Regions from separate parts of the Mus musculus genome. Here region 1 is linked to region 2. The links are chromatin loops, found by intact Hi-C in ENCODE. Cell type or tissue: heart. All regions are shown on one strand. Links, peaks and the distances in the headings refer to the core of each region. The heading gives the core; the rest is flanking DNA.

The links. Hi-C counts contacts between places; a loop is a spot of excess contacts. Peaks named below come from ENCODE experiments on the same cell type or tissue, not always from the same donor. Only the 100,000 strongest peaks of a DNase experiment are listed, where the experiment ranks them.
Region 1: it touches region 2 in a loop (2.8-fold over the local background); 2 of 42 quality-filtered maps call a loop at or near these places.

What each region holds. Positions count from the first base shown.
Region 1 is chr5:130,167,145-130,175,576 of GRCm38, reverse strand. Rabgef1 (RAB guanine nucleotide exchange factor (GEF) 1) reads right to left here and starts at 3,758. Exons shown (of 9, transcript NM_001199059.1): 1 at 3,683-3,758. In heart, for the core only: no CTCF peak of the experiment used is centred there; DNase peaks (open chromatin) are centred at 3,106, 3,336 and 3,826; H3K4me3 peaks cover 2,846 bases; H3K27ac peaks cover 3,396 bases.
Region 2 is chr5:129,937,755-129,946,186 of GRCm38, reverse strand. It overlaps Vkorc1l1 (vitamin K epoxide reductase complex, subunit 1-like 1), which reads right to left and starts at 4,078. Exons shown (of 3, transcript NM_027121.4): 1 at 3,822-4,078. The coding sequence starts at 4,015. In heart, for the core only: a CTCF peak has its summit at 3,308; DNase peaks (open chromatin) are centred at 3,646, 4,446 and 4,626; H3K4me3 peaks cover 2,757 bases; H3K27ac peaks cover 1,860 bases.

The DNA.
Region 1 (8,432 bases), core at 210-8,209, 230 kb before region 2:
TAAGAGCACGGACTGCTCTCTTAGAAGACCCAAGTCTAATTCCCAGCACCACACCAGGGGATCTGACAGCCTCCTCCGGTCTTTAAGGGTACCTCATTTGCACGTACCTACATCCACACACAAATACACAGAGCACACATAACTAAAAAAAAAGATAAAGGCAGCCATCAAAGTATCCAGCATGGAAGGCAAGTGCCCCACCAGCAGTGACAGCCCAGACCTTCTCCTGTGACTTTAATTGAGACTCACTAAGTTGCCCAGGCTGGCCTGCTTTGGCAATCTTCTGCTTCAGCCTCCTGAGTAGCTGGGCTTACAGATTTGCTAGAACACAGCCTCTTAAAATGTTTTGGGAACTTTATTCAAACATTAAAAATAACCAGTTAAATAGTAATCAACGTGATAAGATCAACAGTCATTTCCCCTGTACACACTACTTCATACAGTGTTGTGAGCATTGGGCAAGATTTCCAAAATGGTTGGCCTTTTCCATGACGCTCTCAATGTTATTGGGGTGACTTTATTATCAGGCTAAGAAAGGCACTTGGCAGCACTTCTACTGATACATAGGTGTTGATTGCAGACATCTCTTCTAGAGATGCTTATCTCACAGCCAATGAAACGAGTACCAAAATTTAAATGTACACAGTCAAGATTTAAAATTCTATGGTATATGCCGGGCGTGGTGACGCACACCTTTAATCCCAGCACTCCGGAGGCAGAGGCAGGTAGATTTCTGAGTTTGAGGCCAGCCTGGTCTACAAAGTGAGGTCCAGGACAACCAGGGCTATACAGAGAAACCCTGTCTTGAAAAACAAAACAAAACAAAAAAAAAATCTATGGTATCTAGCCAAAGACTGGGAGAAGTCCAGGGATTACTCTCACACAGTCAGCAAGTACCCATGGAACCTATAAATACCCAATATGAATTGAGAGTGGAGAGATAAAAGTAGATTTCCTGTTAGTGGGAGTCAATCTTAGTAATGAGTACACGATTCAATTCAAATACTTAATCACCAGAAAAGATGGCCAAGAAAGACAGTCCCTAACCCAGAACTACCTTGGACACAATCATCTTAAACCATACAGCAGCCTCTGTGTGTGTGTGTGTGTGTGTGTGTGTGTGTGTGTGTGTGTTTGCTTAGAAGTTATCTTAACCTAAGGATGACTTTGCTTCATACCCTCCCGTGGCTCTGTCACCAGCACAGAAAAGCCCCACACCCAGGCATCTCTGCCCTTCAGCATTCTTCACGTAGCTGGGTGGTCTCTTCTCCTGGTCACTGCTCCCCAACACACACACACTCACCTGCCTCCAAAATTCCCACTCCAGCTCACTGGTTTGAACTGTTACACATTTTTCAACACTTTGGGAAGGTATTTATTTCCTGGTCCCTTCTTCCATCCTCCACACTTCAAAAGGTTGGCTGGTGCTCTGATCCTCAGGGCTCTAGCCTAGCACACACCATGATGAAATTCTGTGGGAGATTTTTGTTTTCTTTCTCTGTCGTGGTGGGGATAAAACCCAAGGCCTTGGTGCAAACTAGGCAAACATTTTACACCTTAAGGATCTCTACTGTCCACTATCATGTGCAAACTGGCACCCCTGGAGCCTGGAAAAGGGCATAGATCCCCTGGATCTGGAAGTTGGACAGTTGTGAGCTACCACGTCCAAACCAGGATCCCGTACAAGAGCAGCCAGATCTCTCAACCAGGGAGCTAACTCTCCAGCCAAGATGTTGTAAGCAAGTAAAGATTCAAATCCTGGCTGCACCTTAACCCTTTGATCAGGAACCACTAAATCTTGGAGACTCTTAAGAAGTTTACACACATGTCTTGGAGGTATACTGTCCTTTAAAGTGTCTCTCTCTTCCTTAAAGCCGGGGTTTAATTCTATAATAAAACTGTTTCTTAATAAACTCCAACTTCATTTCATCAAAGGCAAAAGGGGGGGCTGGGGCAAAATAAATGGCAAAAATAAAGTACTTGCCACACAAGCATGAGAACCTGAACCAGGTCCCCAGTCCCCACACCAAAAAAATGTTCCCTGTAGCTTGTGGGCTAGCTAGTAGTAGTCTAGGTGAATCCAGCTCCAGGTTCACTAAGAGCCTGTCTCAATGAAAGTCAAGGCTAGTATGACACCAAGGAAAATAGCTAACATTTGCTAACCTCTGGCCTCCACATGCACACACTGTGAACACACATACCAAAAGAAAAGACAGGCAAGGCAGTGGTCCACACCCGCAATCTCACCACTTGAGAGGCCTAGGCAGGCGGAATGCTCCAAGTTCAGAGTCTTGCCTGATCGCCTGATCTACACAGCCAAAGCTGTATTGCGAGACCCTGTCCCCCAAAATAAACACACAAATCAAAATAAATAAATAATCCCCCCAAACAGTAACTCTCAGAGGCTGAATAGAAACTGGGACTGTAGCTCAGTTAAACAGCCCCTATCTAACATGTGTAAACCTTAAAGTCAGTCATCACCAAGTAACAAGCAAGCTTCTTCTCCCCCCAAAACAGTCTATGTAGCCTGGACTGTCCTGGAACTCACTCTGTAGACCAGGCCTGTTCAAACTCATAGAGATCTGTCTCTGCCTCCAGCATTCTGGTATTAAAGGTGTGAGCCACCGCCACCACCGCCCAGTAACAAGCTTGACAAGACCATTTTATTTTAGCCTCTTCTTTCTTTTAACTGCGACTCTGGTGGGCGGGAGGATCGAATATTACTCTGTAGTATAGGCTGGCCTCAAACTCACTACATAGCCCCGTTGACGTCAAAACTCCCAAGACTGTTGTTCCTGACTCAATTTCCAAATACTGGGATGTCAGAAGTGGGTGACTAATTGGGTCTTCCTTTGAAAAGTAATTCTAGGTTTGTAGGTTAAAAGACCCAACAGTTAACTTCCAGGAGGTGGCAGGGGGTGGGGGGACCATAGGGGCTCTTACCACAAAACTAGGTGACGCTGTAAAACTTATGCCAGTGTCACATCTAAACTCCACAGACAGACCGAGCCTACCACATCCAGCAACACATTTCCCAACCACAGAGGTTGGTCATCAGCTCTGAGACACAGCCAGCTGCCAATGACCTAGTCTCCAAGGCGCTTCCCTCTATGGAGCCAACTTCCGCGAAGGGATGGAAGGACATCCCCTTGGCTCTCCCTTCCAGACAGCTCGGAATCAGGGACTGCCTTTATTATTATTTTCCATAAAAGGGTCTTCCTCAGTGGCAGAGGGCTGACCTCAAAACTCGCGGCAATCCTCCTGCCTCAGCTTCAGGACTTCTCATTCAGAGACACCCATAACCTTGGCCTCTAGCACCTGGGACGAGTATTCAAAACCCCGCGCCACAGCAGCCGCACCAGCCCCGGGACCCACGCGGGCTCCGGATGGGACCCGCCCGGCTGCAACCACAACTCCGGACTCGGACAGGATCGGAGCGGCAGCCGACGACCGGGGAGCGTGTCCTCCCGGGAGCCCGAGTCCCGCCGAGCTGGGAAGAACTCGGCCGAGCTGGAGAGGCCGAGAGCAGCAGCAGAGCTCCGGCGGCCTGGCCCTATGCGCCCGCCCGCCCTCCCGGCTGAGAGGCGGAACGGAGCGGCCCCGGTCAGCGCGCGGCCGGACACCGCCGCCGCCGCCCCGCTCCGTGTGGGAACGCGCCTCCGGAGCCCCCGTCCCTCCGAACCTGCTCCGCGGCTCCGCCGGCGTCCGACCGCCGCTCCCAGCGCCCCTTCAGTCACTCGGCTCCCTGCCCCGCCCCTGCCCCCGCACGCCCCGCCCCCGGCACCGCGAGCACGCGCGCGGTGCGTACGCGTGGCGTCATTTCCGTGACGCTTCGGACTTCCGGGGACTGGCTGGCGGCTGGCCGGAAAAGATTGCAACGCTCCGGAGGCTGTCCACCCGAAGGGGCAGTCCCTGAGGGCAGGGGACACCGAGTGACCGTGAGGCCCTCGCTGACGTGTCTGTGACTCGCGAGAAGCCGCGGTTTCCCCTGTCATTCCTCATTCCGTCTACCAGCTTCTGCTTGCATTAGCCTGAGGGCGACAAGGAGCCCCGAGGACAGCCATACACGAAACGGGACATCAAAGTCTGGGACCAGGAGACATCTCCCAGCGCTTAGCGAATGCGGCCGCCAGAAGGAAATACAAACACACCTTTCCCCTAGTGAGCAGTTAGCAGGGAATAGATAGTCAGGAAAAAGATCGAGAGGGAAAAGTTTAGCACATGACTGCCTGTCTGTAAAGATAGATAACGCTCCCACTGGACAGTTGACATGCCACCTCACTAGCTTTTGTTATCTCCCTGGGCCAAGAACCGTCGGGGTGGAGGAGATGAAGTTATAGGATAGGGGAGGAGAGAATTCAGAATGAACCCTACAAATGAGCAACCCAGAGTCCGTGAGACTGGCTCTCAGCTCTGGAAAAAACAAAAAACAAAAACAAAACACTGTTCCCAGCAGAATTTTTTTTTTAACCCCTGTCTCAATAAATGCCTGTTTTCACCTTTTCTGACTCTGCTATTTTGTTTTTCACTCCTGGGCACTCGTCCATAGAAAGAACCTGGTCACCTGGGCAGATGGCCCACAGAAATGAACACTCCTGGCTTGCTCTTTTTAAGAGCAGGACTTGAAACTGATTCAATTTAGGAGAATCTTAAGGAAATTGGTCCAATAGCAACTAGGCTGTGATCCCAGCCTGGCTAGGTGGAGACAGGAAGTTCAGGAGTTCCCATCTCTAGTGTTCTTGGCCTGGGCAAATATAAGGAAGGTTGTGGGGTATAGCTTTATAATGAGAGCACATGATGATGCAGGAGTTGTGAGAATAAAAGGATCTTTCATGACCCAGCTGTGCTTGGCACAAGGCTGTAGGGTGCCAGACAGGGTCAGGTTGGCCTAGGGAAGTGGCTCCAAGTTGGATGTTTAAGGTCTATGAAGATTAAAGAAAGACACAGACAAATGAGGTGAAAGCGAGTTTTATGAAAGAGGATTACAAGTAAAGAGGGCCAGAGAGATGTTTCAGTGTGTAAAAGGTTTCCCATTCAGGCTTGACAACCTAAATCCAAATCCTGGAACTGACCTGACAAAAAAAAGAAGGAGGGGATGGAGAGATGACTCAGTGGTTAAGAACGGTGGTTGCTCTTTCAGAGGAGCTGGGTTCGATTCCCAGCACCCACATGGCAGCTCACAACTGTCTGCAACTCCAGTTGCAGAGGATCCAATACCCTCACACAGACACACATGCAGTCAAAATACCAATGTACGTAAAATAAATAAATGGTTTCAACAAAAAGTAGAAGGAGAGACCCAACTAACAAAGATGCCCACTCACCTCCATGTAAGTATCATGGCATCCACACACAATAATCATAATGTAAGGAAACATGAGGAAGCCTCTCCTGTACATTTACTACTGAAGGGGGGAAAGCTTTTGGCATCAGTGAAAGATAGCTGGACAGTCAGGTTGGTGCCAACTGCCCGGGAGCTTGCTTCATCAGGTTATCTCAAACCGGATTGCAGACATCTTTGTTTCTCATCCCTGGTGTTCTTGGCCTCGCTGCTTGAACTCTTAGCATTCATTTAAAACATAGATACATATTTTCACAGAAATATGTGTGAACTATGGGCAGTTCCACCCTGAGCCCTTTTCCTTTCCTACCTACAGAAGGCTAGCTCTTTCTTCTGGAGGACCTAGGTTCAATCATCAGAATTAAAAAAAAAAAAAATTGGGGTATAGCTGAGACCTAAAAATTAAATAAGTTAGTCAGTGGGTTTTTTTGGTTTTGTTTGTTTGTTTTTGGAGTTTGTTTGTTTGTTTTTGAGACAGGGTTTCTCTGAATAGCCCTGGCTGTCCTGGAACTCACTTTGTAGACCAGGCTCACCTCGAACTCAGAAATCCGCCTGCCTCTGCCTCCCGAGTGCTGGGATTAAAGACATGCGCCACCACACCCGGCTAAGTTAGCCAGTGTTACACAGCATTAATAGTGAAGGCATGAACAGAAGCTAGTCTTAGTTCCCACTTCAAGACTGCTAGAGGCAGCAGATAAGTGTTGTCTACCTTGTGAAGTTCTCTAAAAACCCACCCTTGTGTTAAAGATTCTGTAGACTGGTTTTGGAGAGTTGGAATGTTATAGAGCCATATCTCAGACTGTCTTTAGGTCCGTTGAATATCCGTTTAAGACTCATTCTGTCTCTGACTTAACATCCTTCTGGCCAGCCGGAAAAATCTTTGGAATGCATTCTTACATTCCAACGGTGGTGTCCACCAATCCACAAGCCGAGAATGTCAACAGATAGCATGTGAAGCCTACAGCAGAGCTTCCCTGACTTTGTCCTAACTCCCTCTCTGTTAAGCCCCACCAATGTGTTCAGCAGTTGTGTTCACGTATGGCTGGCTCAGTGACTTTATATAAAAAGTTCACAGATCTGATGGCACATGCTTAGAATCCCAGTTCACAGGAGGCTGAGGCAGAAGGAACAGGAGTTGCAGCTGCATAGTAAGTGTAAGGGCAGCTTTATCTACATGAGACCATATTACATTATTTTTAAAAAGTTCACGTTGGCCGGGAGTGGTGGCGCACGCCTTTAATCCCAGCACTCAGGAGGCAGAGGCTGGCGGATTTCTGAGTTCGAGACCAGCGTGGTCTACAAAGTGAGTTCCAGGACAGCCAGGGCTATACAGAGAAACCCTGTCTCGAAAAACCAAAAAAGTTCATTTCACGCTGGGCAGTGGTGGCACATGCCTTTAATCCCAGAACTTGGGAGGCAGAGGCAGGCAGACTTCTGAGTTCGAGGCCAGCCTGGTCTACAGAGTGAGATCCAGGACAGCCAGGGCTACACAGAGAAACCCTGTCTCAAAAAATAAATAGATAAATAAATAAATAAATAATAAAAAAAGAGGTTGGTTTCATGACTTTTCTTGGGAAGGCATGACTTTTCACTCCAAATATCTCTCCAAATAGAGCACAGAAACTATACCACCCAAGTCTGCTTGCTGAACCACTGGGTTTAAATAGGGAATATTTACAGCAGCATGGACGATTTATTGATAGCTATGGCACTGAAGAGACCTCACTGCAACCCCCCGAACATTTTTTTTCTGAAAAGGTATCTGTAATATAACAGACTGGCCTCAGACTTATTATATAGCAGAGGTTGACTATGAAATCCTGATCCTCCTGCCTCCATCTCTCTTGTGTTGGGATTATAGGCATGGGCCACCACACACGGCTCTAGGCCTGTCCTTGACCGAGATTGGCATCATATATTACATCAAGTGCAATGTACTTCTTCCAAAGCCAGAACTCAGGGACTCAAGAATTAAGGAGACAGGACTCAGAGTGGGCCATTGAAGTTTGGCTTCTTATCCCCACAACCTTTAACTCTGTTGGCCTGAGGTCTTAGTTCCAAGAGGAGGGATGCTTCCACCAAGAGACACAATCATGATTCCCCTGAACCGGAGATTAAAACTGCCATTTTAGCCAAATGGCCCATACCTTTAATTTCAGCACTTGGGAGTCAGAAGCAGGCAGATGTCTGAGTTTGAGGCCAGCCTGGTCTGAAGACTGAATCCCAGGACAGCCAGGGATATACAGAGAAACCTTGAAGAAAGAAAGAAAGAAAGAAAGAAAGAAAGAAAGAAAGAAAGAAAGAAAGAAAGAAAGAAAGAAAGAAAGAAAGGAGGGAAGGAGGGAGGGAGGGAGGGAGGGAGGGAGGGAGGGAGGGAGGGAGGGAGGGAGGGAGGGGAAGGGGAAGGTTTTTTTGTTTTGTTTTGTTTTGTTTTGTTTTGTTTTGGGGAAGGAGAAGAGAGAAAGAAAGAAGGAAAGAAAGAAAGAAAAGGAAAGGAAAAAATAAACATATTCAAGGATGCTACACACACTCCAGTGAAGTTTGCTTGGCAGGCCAAGAGGCCTGGGAGCACTCACGAGGCAAAGAGTTTCACGGAAACTCACCTCCTGGAACTTTGGCGTTCTCATAACCCATATATTCATACCCTGTCTGTTAGTCTGGTGTATGGATCCACGTGCTCTCTTTTAGTATTATCTTATTATAAGTGCCTTTTAAGATTGAATTCTGACATAGCTAAGCCTTTGCCGGTGTTCCAATGTCCTAGAAAATGCTTGAAGCTGAGGAGCTTGGTAGAGACAGTAAAACTAACTAGGCATTACAAAAGAACCAAGCCAGAATAGCTCAGGGCTGGTTTGCAGAGTGCTCACTTGAGGCAGTAGCCAGTCTCACCCAAACACAATGGCCTAGCTAATAGGTGGGTTTACCATGAAAGAGCTAGGGAATCCCACTGAGATAGAAATCTTCAGTACAGGCTACATTGCATATTAGAAGCAAGTTGGTGAATTCTTCTGACAAATGGAGATTCTCCACAGATACTTAAAAGTTACACTCATACAAGAATTTATCAAGGCCTAGGAAATAGGGGGGTTGT
Region 2 (8,432 bases), core at 250-8,249:
GTCAAGAGCATCTTGCAGATACTTATTCTACCCAATTTGAAAGGAAATCAGTTTATAAAGGAAATTTTGTCTAAATCCTTTTATCTTCGTTAAATACACACATTCCCCCATACACATACATACATACACATACATACCCCTCTCTCTCAAGACAGTTAATAAAAAGGCTATTTCCTGAAAATAGTTTTAGTGTACATATGAAATATATTTACTCTTATTAGAATGCCTTACTTCTTACCTATCCTTCGGCAGACATCAGATTTTAAAGTGTTAAAGACTTTATGTTTAATTATGTGTATGTATTTGTACATAGGTATGTGCACAAAAGTGCAGTTATCCTCTGAGGCCAAAGAGGGTACTAAGGGCTGGAGGTGGCTCAGGGGTTAAGCTTAGCACTTGTTTTTACAGAAGACCAGGGTTTGATTCCCAGCACCCACTTGGGCTGTTTACAATGCCTGGTAACTCCAGTCCCAGGAGACCCAATGCCATCTTCTCATCTCTGTAGGTACCAAGCATGCATGTGGTGCATATACCATATGTACAGGAAAAACACTCATATACATAAAATGATAAAATACAGCTAAAAAAGAAAAAGGAAAAAAAAGAGGGCACTGAATGCCCTGGAGCTGAAGTCACAGGTGGCTGTGGACCACTCAGTATGAGTGCTGACCATCAGACTCATCCTCAATGGACTTAGCTCCTAACTGCTAAGCCGTCTTTCCAACCCCTAACTTAAGTAGTTCTGTACATCACTATATAAGTAAACACTAGTTTTAGCCACAACATCCTAAGTTCACACTTTCTATATGATAGAGAGATAGGAGCTAGACATGATGATGCACACCTGTAATCTCAGAACATGAGGGATTAGTAGAGAGAGGATCGAAGGAGTTCAAGGCCAGCCTCAACTTACGCTACAACACAGCAAGTTCAAGGCTAACTTGGGTTACCCCAAACAATGCCAGGCATGGTGGCATAAACCTTCAATCTCAGCATTTAGGATGCAGAGGCAAGCAGATCTCTAGGAATCCCAAGCCAGTCAAGGCTACATAGTAAAACTCTGACAAAAATAAGCAAGCCGGGGATGAAACTTAGTCACAGAGAGTTTACCTAACACTGGTCAGGCCCTGTGTTCAATCTCCAATGCCACTGATCGAGAAAGATTTTTAGTCTAACATATTTTAAGATAACTTTAATTCATTAATTGATGTTACTAAATATTAAATATCATGCTATTGTGTCTTATTCAAAACAAAAACAAAAACTTGACAGATGTGCAGGCAAGGCTATAATTCCAGTCCACAGGAGACTGAGACTGAAGGAGGACTGCTTTCAGTTCAAAGTTGGCCAGATCTACAAAGCAAGAAACAAAACACATGAACATTTGTTTCTTGTGATACAGATTAACTATGAGAATATTTAGTGTATAATTAAATGGTTCAGAAACAATCTCTTAGAGAAAAGCCCACTAGAAGAACTCAAAACATACAGTGAATTACTTCTTACATGGCCAAATAATAAAAAGCCCAGTAAGATTTTTGTATAGACTGCATTAAAAGAAAAATTCTAGGGCTGGAGAGATGGCTCAGAGGTTAAGAGCACTGACTGCTCTTTCAGAGGTCCAGAGTTCAAATCCCAGCAACCACATGGTGGCTCACAACCATCCATAATGAGATCTGATGCCCTCTTCTGGTGTGTGTGAAGATAGCTACAGTGTACTTATATATAATAAGTAAATAAATCTTTAAAAAAAAAAGAAAAATTCTAAAGTTGGTAATAATTATAAATATATTTCATATTAACCTATCCAGTCATTTTTATTTCATGGTTTCTAAGTATTTGAAATATGCTCCTGCATGCTTTTTTTTATTCTGCATTCATTCATTCAATTTGGGGTGTTAAAAACTTAAGTTTAAAAATTCTTTCCAAAGCCGGGCGGTGGTGGCGCACACCTTTAATCCCAGCACTTAGGAGGCAGAGGCAGGCGGATTTCTGAGTTCAAGGCCAGCCTGGTCTACAGAGTGAGTTCCAGGACAGCCAGGGCTATACAGAGAAACCCTGTCTCAAAAAGAAAAAAAAAAAAAAATCCTTTCCAAAGGTGCAAAGAACATTTAAAAATGTGAATGTGTGCATAAAATATACTTGGTGGGCTCAGTGAGAGGACTCAGCTGGTAAAGATGCTTGCCAGCAAGCCTGATGACCTGAGTTCAATCCCTAGGACCCATCTGGTGGGAAACTGACTCCCACATGTTGTCCAATGACCTCCATAAGTGTGTGTGCTACCCCACTCCCAACATAAATATGTGCAATAGAAGCACGATACACTTAGTGGTTCTCAAGGTGTCTAGTCTAAAAGAAAGTCTAGGAGGCCTCAACCTGGATGCAAATAAAACTCCTGAGGGCTCTTCATCACAGATACATTCTGCACTATAAACTCAATGCATTTAAAAAAAAAAAACAAAACTGCTTAATGAGGCCATAATGACAACCATTTTTCTACTAAAAAGTTACAGGAATTCCACTTATAAGCACGAGCTAGCCTAGCCTAGCTGGTCTATGAAAAGGGCTAAGTGGGAAAGATCAACAGCCTTAAGTTTGCAGATAAGAAACTCCAACCCTAGCTTCTTCAAATACTCCTCCACCAATATGGAGGGCAAAATAAACTAGTGAGCTATATACATTTGTGTCTCCCTAGCATTTATCAAAAGGAGGGAATGTAGTGAAATGTTAAGCACTGTTAACAAACATCAAAATATTAGGGGTAGGACTCTCTATTAAAATGTCAAACTATCTATTCTGCAATAATTCTTTTCACTTTTGCTGGTTTTGATGACTGCTATCAGTTTTTTAAAAAGCCTTTTTTAAAAGTGTAAAATACTTTTTTCTAAGAAAAAAAGCTAGCACACTACATAAAATGTTAACAGGAAAAAAAATCGATGGTATTTTCAAGAAACAAAAAATTGTTTAAATAAACCTGCTTAGCAAAGTTTCGTAAATCTAATCTCTTGCGGATTATTCCGCTAATACTAATCAGCAACATGTAAAAGTCATTCTAAGTCACCCACGGTGGTGCATGCTTGTATTTCCCTACTCAAAAGACTGAGGCAGGGGAATAGCTGTAGAGGTTATAGTCCGATGAGTTTCAGGCCAGTGTGGGTCACAACTCAGATCCTTTCATAAAATAACAGTCATCGTAGTACCTAAAATATCACTATACACAAGGTACTCATCGTTTACTCTAAACTTAAAGTAGACCCGAACTCTGGCCATTTTCCCCCTGCTGGGCACACTTCGTGAAATACACAAGGGAGAAAAATCCAAGAAATCAGATAGGGTTAAGTGCTGGTACCTTCCTCTTCCAGAGTAGGGTCAAATGCGTGTCTACCCGCAAATGTCACTGTCGCCTCCAGAAGGCTGCCAATTCTCCTTAACTCTGAGTACAAAGAGGCCTGAGCACCGAAAACACCTGTCCCGAACAACCCAGAGGATAGTGATAAAAGCCACCGGACATATAGCCCCGGGGTAGCAGAGGTCCCAAGACCCCGGGGATGAATGCTGGCTTCGCCGATCTCTGCATCGGGGGTCTTCACACGCCTCTCTCGGCGACAACAGGGAGAAAAGTCACACCGGCCAGGACGCGCCCGCGCCCTCCCGGCTGCACTGTGCCACCTCATCCCGGAGGCCTGCCCTCAGCCGCCGCCCCCCGGTCACCGCCGTCCGGGTCGCGGCCCGGGCCCCGCTCTCTCAGGCCGGAGCTCCCCGCGCGCTCCCCGCCCCCCGCCGCCGCCCGCGTCGCGCTCCCCTCACTCAAGCCGGGCTACCTGGAGGCCAGGGCGGCGGAGCACTTCACCCAGGGCCCCAGGTCGCAGAGGGCCCGGTGCTCCGGGTCCCTCTCCTTCTCCCGCTCCACGTGGTAGGCGTAGATGGAGAGCAGGATCCCGGCGGCGCACACTGCATACCGGGCCACCCGTTCCCAACGCGGCACCGACACTCTCAGCAGGACGGGCGCCGCCATCTTCCCCCCTCCGCCGCCGCCGCCGCCTCCCTCCGCCTCCACCTCAGACGCCGCCGCCCGTCGGGGCCCGACCCAGCCGCCGCCGCTGCCGCCACCGCCTCCGCCGCCGCCGCCGCCGCCGCCACCACCGCCGCGCCCCATTGGCTCGGTCGCCTCCTCCGGGCCCCGCCCCCACAGGCGCGCGGCCCAACCGCCCCGAGAGGAGTGAGGCGGACTGGGCGGGGAAGGCGCGCGCGGACACAGAGGGAGGGGCGGAGCGCGCAACCGCCAGGGAGGCGGTGCGGCGCATGCGGAGGGCGGGGTCTGAAAGAGGGAAGGGCTTGAGGAGGGGCGGAGCTTGACCAGAATTGGGGCGGAGCGAGAAAGCCGCTCATAAGTGTGGAGGGAGGAGGCGGAGCGCGCAACAGCGGGGAGGTGGTGCGGCGCATGCGGAGGGCGTGGCTGACGGTGGGCGTGGTTTGATTTTAAAGGGGCGGGTGGGAAAACCGCGCGCGGGCGGGGAAGAGGCGGAGGTTGTAAGCAGCCAGGGTTGCGTGGCGCAAGTGAAGGGTGGTGCTGAGAAATGGGGTTCGTTACACTGGAGGGCGCGGTCAGAAGGGAGGCGGAACAAGGTGGGGCGGGAGCGAAGGGAAGGGGCGGAGCGCAAAAACTCTGGTGTGCTGGATGGGGCAGGGGCGTGACCAGGAAGGATGAGGGGTGTGGCCTAGGAAAGGGGTGAGGCGAGAGGTGGTTTGGCTTAATCTTAGGGTCTGTTACAAGGGATCGATTTCAAAGATACTACTACAATGCTTGACTGGGCAAGCCCTTGGCTCCTGGTAGCAATCAGTTGCCTTTCTGCACACACACACATTTCCGTCGTTATCACTTGATATTTCTTATCCAATCCAAATTGTCCCTGACCAATGGCTCCAGAGCTCCAGAGACACGTTTGTGTGACATGATCTTCCCCAGGCACCACCTCCAGGCGTCTTGTGTTCAACATGTGAGAAACTTTTTTCTTAAATGCGCAAAACTATTTTTACATTTAAAAAAACCTATTTTTAAATGGGTTCATGAATACTTCTCTATAATTTGGATTTGATGTGGCTTTAACATAATCCATACTAAAAGGATAAAAATGAACTTTAAAAAAAAAGCTCAAAAACTTGGAAAAAGGGAAATCAGAAGAAAACGAAACGTGAGGAGGTCATAGAGGCTTGCAAAATTGTTAAAATTGAGCCATAACTGATTCTGAGCTTCCTTGCTGTCAAAACTGGACAGGAAAACCCATGTAAGGATATCTGTGTCTACAAAGAAACAAGCTGTTGATGGAGATTGCTAGCTTTTGCTTCAATGCAGCTCTTAGGCTTTGGGGGCATCACCTAGTGATTTTGATTAATAAGTAATGTTCTTCAATTAATTATACAATGTTGGATAACAAATCACCCCAATTTTTTGCAGCTTTAAGCAAGCTAATAAACTGGGTGTCTGTTTGTTTTGTTTGGGGTTTTTTTTTTTTCATTTTCTCTGCGTCAGGAATCTTCCGGCTCAGTCTCTCCACCTTTCCCTCTCTCTTTCTCTTCCTCTCTACCTTGGATCAAATTAAGATGTGAGGCATGGCTGTAGTCATCTCAAACCCTGAGAGTCCTCTTTCAGGTTCTCTCCTATGGCAGTGAGAAGGCTGCAGGTCCTCCCTGGGCAGTAACAACAGCTCCAATTTACACCTCCAGAAAACACAGCTGGCTTCCATCCCACCCACCCAAAGTAAGGGGTTGAAGAAAACAAGTTTTAGCTCAACAGTAGAATACTTGACTAATACATGTAAAGCTCTAGGTTAAACCTCCAAAAAAGGAGAGAGAGGGAAGAGATGGGGTCAGAGTCTCTAAAAAGGACATTATTGATTTGTGTGTGTGTTCACATATGTGTGGGTACAAAAAAAAAATCGCTGACTATAATCGTCCCTGACTTACCTCCTTGAGACAGAGTATCTCACTGAATCTGGAATCTGTGGTTTGCTTAGCTAGGCTGGCTGGCCAAGTACGGAGGATCCATCTGTCTCTGCCTCCAGTGCAAGAGTTACAAGTAAGGACAGCCACAGACAACCACATTAAATAGGAGGAGCCAAAGATTTGAACTTAGGTCCTCACACTGAGGCAGCAAGCATTTTTACCGAGCCATCTCTCCAGCTTGAGTCTTTTGTTATTCCGTGATCAGAAACGATAGCCTATGACTTTCATACATTCTGTTACTTAGAAGGTCGTCGCACCAGGTGGTGTCATCTGCGCCTCAAGACAAGCACCCATAAATGCCTATGACTGAAGCTCTGAGGGATCCAATGACCTCTTCCGACCTCCATGGCCCAGACACATATGTGCATCTCTCTCTGTCTCTGTCTCTGTCTCTGTCTCTGTCTCTCTCTCTCTCTCACACACACACACACACACACACACACACGTACACTTTCGTAATTTTAAAAAAGGAGAGTATTGGACTGGCAAGATGGTTCAGCAGATAGGCTCAGCGGGTAAGAGCACTAACTGTTCTTCCAAAGGTCCTGAGTTCAAATCCCAGCAACCACATGGTGGTTCACAACCATCCATAATGAGATCTGACTCCCTCTTCTGGCGCTTCTGGAGCATCTGAAGACAGCTACAGTGTACTTATGTATAATAATAAAAAATAAATCTTTTTTTAAAAAAAGGCAGGGGGGGAAGTATATAGGACTTAAGTTCATCTGCTTGCTACTCCAAAGCTAATACTTGAGAGAAAATTGGTTGAAAGAAAACAGATTTAAGAGCAGAAGATGGCTGGGCAGTGGTGGTGTACACCTTTAATCCCAGCATTTGGGAGGCAGAGGCAGGCGTATTTCTGAGTTCAAGGCCAGCCTGGTCTACAGAGTGAGTTCCAGCTACACAGAGAAACCCTCCTGTCTGGGGGGGCGGGGAGCAGAAGATGACTCAGTTCCCTGTGGAGATGGGGAGAACCACCTGAAGGGACTCAGGACCGCAAAGAGTTGTTTATAGGAAAGAGGGAAAGAGACAGTGGGACAGTAGGCAGAAAAGCTACAAAGATCAGAGTGCCTCTCTTACTGGGCACTCCCCAACTCCATACCACCTGGAAATTCTTAGGCAGACACACTGCCTCTCTACAGGTTAAATTCTATAAAGGACCAATCAGTCCCTCAAAGGAAGAAGAAAGAGCTATTTCCAAAAGCAGGAAGAGACAACCAAAGAGACAAGGCAGGAGACCGGGGCTGAAGCATAGTCTGTGGTAGAATGCTCGACTAGCAGACACAAGAATGGCAGGTGCTCCCAACCACACCTGACTGCCACTTCTGAGGTCCGTCTATTTTTCTTCTTTTTATTTTTTATTTTATTTATTTATTTTTTTTTTACTGAAGCTGGTTCCCTGATTCTTTTTTTTTTTTTAAGATTTATTTATTTATTATATGTAAGTACACTGTAACTGTCTTCAGACACTCCAGAAGAGGGCGTCAGATCTCATTACGGATGGTTGTGAGCCACCATGTGGTTGCTGGGATTTGAACTCTGGACCTTCAGAAGAGCAGTCGGGTGCTCTTACCCACTGAGCCATCTCACCAGCCCCATTTTTCTTCTTTTTAAATCAGGTCTCACACATCCTAGGCTGGCCTCAAACTCACCATATAGGTAAAAGTGACCTTGAAGTTCTGACTGTTCTCCTCCACCTACTGAGTGTTGGGATTATGGGTATACACCTCCGTACCCAATTTATGTAATTCTAGGGATTGAAGTGAGGGCTACCTGCACACTGAGAAAGTGTTCTGCAAACCGAGCCACCTTCTAAGCCCCAGGTCCCTGTTTTCTGACAAACTCGGCTTTCTATTCCAAAAGGTCTTCTTTTACTTCGAATCCTTAGTCCAATATTCTCATGTTTGTACAAAGAAAGAGACGGTTGCCGGCTCAACTCTGCTCCAGAACAAAAATCCCAGGAGCTTCCTGCAGGCCCCTTCAATGACCTCAGGCTTGATATGCTGAGTTAGAATTCTGTGCTTTACCCCAACACTTTGAAAATAACCCCAGCAAGGATTGAACGAGAACTCTTGAGGTGGAGCAGTAGCTGAGATAGAAAGCTTTAGAAGAGAGTCTGTCCAAGGCTGCCCAGGTCCCTTTGGGAAAGCAGCCTATGGAGAGGGGACCGGTGTTATTCTCATCTTTGAGAAATAATTGGTTCTCTTATCATTCCGTTAAAGTGAGTACGGCTACATAGTAGGCATTGACACACCTGCAAACAGAGCACTCAGAAGGGTTAATGTGGGATGATTGTAAGTTCAGGGCTATCCACACTGTTTCCTAAATAAACCTCTTTTAAGAAAAAAAAAAGCCTGTACCATGATCTAATGGACATAAAGAATTAGGATTTTTTAAAAAAGATTTATTTATTACTACATGTATATATG